Regions from separate parts of the Mus musculus genome. Here region 2 is linked to region 1. Evidence: chromatin loops called from intact Hi-C (ENCODE). Cell type or tissue: heart. All regions are shown on one strand. Links, peaks and the distances in the headings refer to the core of each region. The heading gives the core; the rest is flanking DNA. Region 1 holds the start of Gm46022. Region 2 has its middle 7.2 kb from the start of Gm25416.

What was found. Hi-C counts contacts between places; a loop is a spot of excess contacts. Peaks named below come from ENCODE experiments on the same cell type or tissue, not always from the same donor. Only the 100,000 strongest peaks of a DNase experiment are listed, where the experiment ranks them.
Region 2: a loop joins it to region 1, with 5 times the contacts of the local background. A loop is called at or near these places in 2 of 42 quality-filtered maps.

The regions. Positions count from the first base shown.
Region 1 is chr7:142,254,523-142,257,432 of GRCm38, reverse strand. Gm46022 reads left to right here and starts at 2,149. Exons shown (of 4, transcript XR_001778358.1): 1 at 2,149-2,910. In heart, for the core only: a CTCF peak has its summit at 1,679 (motif pointing right); no DNase peak of the experiment used is centred there.
Region 2 is chr7:142,069,825-142,072,734 of GRCm38, reverse strand. No RefSeq gene overlaps it. Among named protein-coding and RNA genes, the nearest start is that of Gm25416, 7.2 kb to the left of the region's middle. In heart, for the core only: a CTCF peak has its summit at 1,683 (motif pointing left); a DNase peak (open chromatin) is centred at 1,604; H3K4me3 peaks cover 296 bases; H3K27me3 peaks cover 1,398 bases.

The sequences.
Region 1 (2,910 bases), core at 257-2,756:
AACAAATTCTCTGCAGTCATGTACCTCTAGTGCCCTCACCATAGCCCACCCACCTCGTGCAATAAGGTGAGCATTCAGACTTACTTGGACTTGTAAGCCAAGGAATAGCAATCCCTGCTTTATTTTAAGTTGAAAATCACAAACTAATAAACACATCCCATGGACCAATGCAAGCATACCTCATTCATTCACCCCTCCCTGTCCCTCGCTCTCACTCCCTGGTTTCCTCATTTTTCTGCAGGTCTGTGTGGGACTCTACCATCCTGATGGTGGTGCTGGGGCAGCTAAGGTCTCCTGCCTCACATCTCCTTCTCCCTGTCTTCTCCCTCTCTTGGGATTCCTCTCTATTCAAGGCTTACTAGATTTGTTCAGAGGGACACTGGACTGCCAGGCCAATAGAGGCCCTGAAGCTGTGATGGCTCCAGGCTGTGTCAGACCCAGCCCTCTGATGACTCCCTTTGCAAGGCTCTGGTTTTCTTACTTGTTTTGTGAGTGACCTGCAGATCTCAGAGCTCACACATGTCCACCCTCACCAAGACCTTCTCATGGGTCATTTTCATTGAGCTTCTATCAGGTTGCAGCCATACTTCTTTTCTGACATGGAGCTGTCTGTAAGGGACACAGAACTGACCTGTCAAGAGCAGAGGAGGACTGTGCACCCAGCATGTCCTCTAAAACCCTCACAGGACCCTGGGCTATCGGCCATGAAGACTATCCTTCATGAGAATCCTGTGTCCTAAGCAAAAGAAAGCACAAAACCTAAAGACCTGGTCCTGCTCCTCAGGACCTTGTAGGCATGGCAGTGAAACTCTTGTCACTCTGAGGACTGGGAACACATGATCCACTTGGGAAAGGGAGCCCAGAACTCAGGGGTAGAGTTTAGGAGAGCTAAGGTCCAATCTTTGAATTTGGCACCTATATAGGAAAGAAAGATTATTTTTCTTTAAGCAATTGAATTTATTATTATTTGGTGATATTGACATGTATACATACATGCATACACATATACATATACATATACATATACATATACATACATACATGATTCAAGAAATGCTTGTCTCCTTTCATCTTCAATTCAGGAGCTCAACCTCCAGTTCAGTTCAAGCACATTCACCCACTGAGCCATCTTGGCAGGCTCTTTTGTTTAGAAAGGAAAACTGTGACCTTCCCTACAACCACCATGTAGCTCAGTGTGGCCTGGAATCTGTAGCTTTCTCCCCTGTGTCAGCCTATCCAGTGCTGGGATTACAGGTGTACTCCAGCATGCCTGGATGAACACTGCCTCCCAGAGGTTTCTTTCTTGCTGAAGCAGAGACCAGGCACTGTGGTCATGGCCTTTACAAGTCTGACCTAGGTACTGATTCTGCAGTTCTGGATCCTGGCTCAGCTCTAATGTCTGCTGGGCTCCATCCAGTCTGCTCAATGCATTGCACTAACATTCAGCATGAACTGAAACACTGTCAGAAGACTTGATCCCAGAGCTCAGTTCCTCTCCACATAGTGAGCATTTCTGTCTATAAGGCACATTCTAGGCCTGTTGGGTTATTATCCAGTTGTAGACATATGTAGTACCTGAGCTCCCTACTGAAGCTTAATACAATTTTGTGTAAATATGTCTAGATTCCTGCCCAGGGTCAGAGCAAGGGGAAGCAGCTCCATGCTTTTCCTCTGAAAGCCACACGGTGGCGGTGTGAGAGGTTCCTCCAGCTGAAGGTTCTCTGTGCTGTTTCACTTCTCTTATATTCTGTCTGAGGATAAGCAGCTACATCTGAATGCAGATGCCAAAATGCCAAAGACAGCCTTGACCAGCAGGAAGCACAATCTAGGAGCATCCAAGCTTATCTAAGCTAAGTAGTAACTCTAAGAAGAGTGTAATTTTCTGTACAGTGTGTTTGGTTAATGTAGGGATTAAAGGAAAGGGAAGCCCAGGGAAGGGAAGGGAAAGGGAAGGGGAAGAGAGGGGAGGGGATGGGATGGGATGGGATGGGAGGGGAGGGGAGAGGAGGGGAGGGGAGGGGAGGGGAGGGAAGGGGATGAGAGAGGATGGAGGGGAGTGCAGTGGAGAGGAGGGAGAGAGAAGAGGGTGGCATAGGGATGGGAGGGGAGGTGGGAGAGAGAAGAGAAGTAAAGGAAGGGTAAGAGAGGGGAAAGGAGCAAGGGGGAAGGAAAGGGAAGGAAGGGAACAGAAAGGAACAGAAGGGAAACTAAGGGGACTGCTCTTTTGGGAACATGTTTGCCTGGTAAGCAAGAGGACCTAATTTTCACTACAGAACCTAAGTGAAATGCCAGGGGTGCCAAGCACGGTGGCAAAAGGCTTAGCCACCCTAGCACTTGAGACTGAGGTAGGCAGAGCTCTGTGAGCTGGAAGGCTGCCAAGTCTATGTAGCAAATTCTAAGATGCTCCATGATACAGAATGAACAGGCTGTTTAAAAAGACAAAAAACAAACAAACAAACAAACAAACAAACAAGCAAAACAGCCAGGACTGGTGGGGCATGCTTCTAATCCCAGTGCTGCGTGGGATGCTGGGTAGGAAGCATTTCTTTTGGAAAAAAAAATCTCTACAAATCTCTGTTGAGAGTTAAAAAAAATGTGTAATATAACCTTTACCTTATAGTTTAGTCAGCATGGTTTTTTTCAAAGTGTACACTCAATTAACTGTTACAGACTCGTTAGTTTCTCTAAGATGCTTGCTGGTTATCTGGTCCAAGTCCTGTGATGCTTTCTCAGCCTCAGACTCCATTTGGAAGCAGCAGAGCCAAACCGTTCCACCCAGAATTGAAATCACGAGCTGGCACTCCATTTACTGTTCTTGAAGATAAGGCTGTATACGAGAACCCATAGGTTTTTTTTTGTTTTGTTTTGTTTTTTTAATCCAAAATGTTATAGTGAACGATTAAATTCCTG
Region 2 (2,910 bases), core at 256-2,755, 180 kb after region 1:
AGTGACCCAAGCCCTTGGAGGAGCCCAGAAGATCGTAAGTTGGATCCCAGACATTGGACGGTTGGAGATTGACTTTTGCTTTTGATTGTGGCTGTGCCCTGATATTTTCCCTCTTGAAGGAAGAAACTGTTTTAGTGGAGCCCACAGTTAAGAGACTTTTAATTGTAAAAAGACTTTGGATTTTAAAAGAGATGGATATTTTAAAGAGACTGAAATTTTAAGAATATGTAAAGACTGTGGGACTTTTAAAGTTATTTAGATCTTGGGGATGAATAAGAATGTAAGGGTTGAGGCTTACTAGTGATGTGTTTGTGTGTCAAGTTGACAAGGGGTCAATTGTACTGGCTAGTTTTGTGTCAACTTGACACAGCTGGGGCTATCACAGAGAAAGGAGCTTCAGTTGAGGAAATGTCTCCATGAGATCCAACTGTAAGGCATTTTCTCAATTAGTGATCAAGGGGGAAAGGCCCCTTGTGGGTGGGTCCATTTCTGGGCTGGTAGTCTTGGGTTCTATAAGAGAGCAGGCTGAGCAAGCCAGGGGAGGCAAGCCAGTAAAGAACATCCCTCCATGGCCTCTGCATCAGCTCCTGCTCCCTGACCTGCTTGAGTTCCAGTCCTGACTTCCTTTGGTGATGAACAGCAGCATGGAAGTGTAAGCTGAATAAACCCTTTCCTCCCCAACTTGCTTCTTGGTCATGATGTTTGTGCAGGAATAGAAACCCTGACTGAGACACCTACCTTTCTGTCCTTTTCTAGTCAGGTCATTGAATTGGACTCCTCCTACACTTCATAGACACACCCAGAAAGGCCCAGATGGATAACACTCCACTTGCCCTGAGTCTGGCCAGTAAATGGTTCTCCCTGAATGCCTTGCTCTTCTCCCTCAGAGCCTTCTGAGACAGGTGTCTGGGTGAGACAGCTCACATGTCCAAGGAAACACTACATCTAATGGGAAGCCTGGCAAAAACTTTAGGGTCCAGGTGCCAGCCCTCCTTGCACAGACTCCCCAACTCCTCTTGTCCACCCTAACCATTGTACACCTAGGCCCAGGCCAAAAAGCTGGGGCTGGTAAGACATAAGTCGACGTCGTCGTCCCCCCCCCCCCGCCACCCCCCCCCCCCCCCCGCTATCCTGAATCACAGGATTTTGGTTGGTTGGACGAAGTGGGAAGAGGAGGGGACGATTGGGCTCCACCCTTCCCTTGGCCCCTGGCTTGTGGCAGTGCCCCTCCCCAGCTTCTGCATCCTGGTATGGACAGTGCTAGGGGTCAGGTGCGCGCTGCTGTACTAGTGGGAGTGGGCAAAATCTTGATGAACATCAGGGGTAATTGGCTGGTGCACAGCAGAGAGCACAGCGAGTACTCTGGGGCTAGAATTCTAGTCTGGGTAAGGCGAGTGCCTCCCATTCTCCACAGCGCCCTCCTTTTAAGCGCTGCAGGGGAGCTTCACCAGCAGCCCAGAGACAGAGGAGCAATAGTGCCTGGGCATCTGCTCACTCTGAGATCTGTACCTAACGCAGCTCGAGATCTTTACACTGGGTAGTCAAATGGTTGCCCGAGTCTCTCCTGGCACAACCGGAGTGAATAGGATTGTGTTATGCACCGAGTGAGACCTATCACTCACCTCTCGGCTCCAACCTGGGGCGGCAGCTGTGAAGGTTGAGAGCAGCCCACTAGTGCCACCTGCTGCCCGCGTCTGAGCGGACAAGGTCAGTCCGTGAATGATAGCCATTCTACTCTGCTTCCCATTGATATGGTTCTCCTCAAGCTGAAAGAAGGACTTGACCCAGACTGGGGTCTACAGCCCTGCCGCCTTCCCACCTTCCCTCTGAGGCCCTCTCCTTGGCCTGTCTGCAGCTATAGCTGTACTGGCATCTTGCACCTGCACCTGGCGTCCCTCTGAAAGGTCAGCCACACCCATGGTTTCAACTGTCAATTGACCCGATTGTTCCTTCCACCAGATTTTTTTTTCTTCTGTACTTTCAGACCTGGAAATGCCAGGCTCACCTGGATGGTTTTACCACCATCCCTCTATTTGCCCAGCCACTCCCCCTACTCTCTACAATACCTCCCAGAGGCATCTGCCTTTTTGGCCTGCCTCCAGCCTGTGCATGCACCAGGCTGGCACCCCTACCAAGCTGCTGCCAGGTTCAAGGCTTCATTTAAACCCCTCTATGTTGAGTGAACAAACATTCAAGTCTTGGGGTGAGAGTCAGTTCTAGCCATCATATCCGGTAGGGCCTGCCTGGTATTAGAGTTTCTCTTTAAGGTACTATGTGTTTCCTGGGGCTTCTGTAACAATCCTCAGGAAAAGGGTGGTTTAAGCAACGGGAGTTTCTCTCTGAATTCTGGCTAGAAGATGAAAATCAATTGTTGCTAAGTGGATGAAGGAGTGGGTTCCTTCTCAGTGATGAAAGAGAAAAACCCAGCCTGGGCCTCATCCTTAGCTGCAATGGGCTCCTAGAACCCTTTATTAGATCACCAATCATTTTGGATCAGCATCCCCACATATATCAAAGTGACCTCATCTAAGTTATATGGATAAGGACACACGTTCACTAATATAACATTCAAAGATCCAGGGTATTAGACTCAAATACGAATCTAGGGGGCTACAATCCAACAATTAGCATCAGAGGTTGACAGCACACACATTCTGGGGCTGTGGTCATGAAAGCCACTTGGACCTCTTGAACTGCTGCTAGCCCTGATGTAGGGAAAGCCACTAATGATCATGAGTCCCAGTGGATTCCCGCCACCTCTGTTCCAGAGAATGTCTGTAAATGCAGGTCTCTTGGGCCCAACCCAGAACTTCAGGATGAGACCTAAGGGAAAAGGCACAGGGATGAGTCCCCAGGGATTCCCCAGAGAGACCTCATGTCTGATGGTATTCATCCATTGGTTGGGAGGAA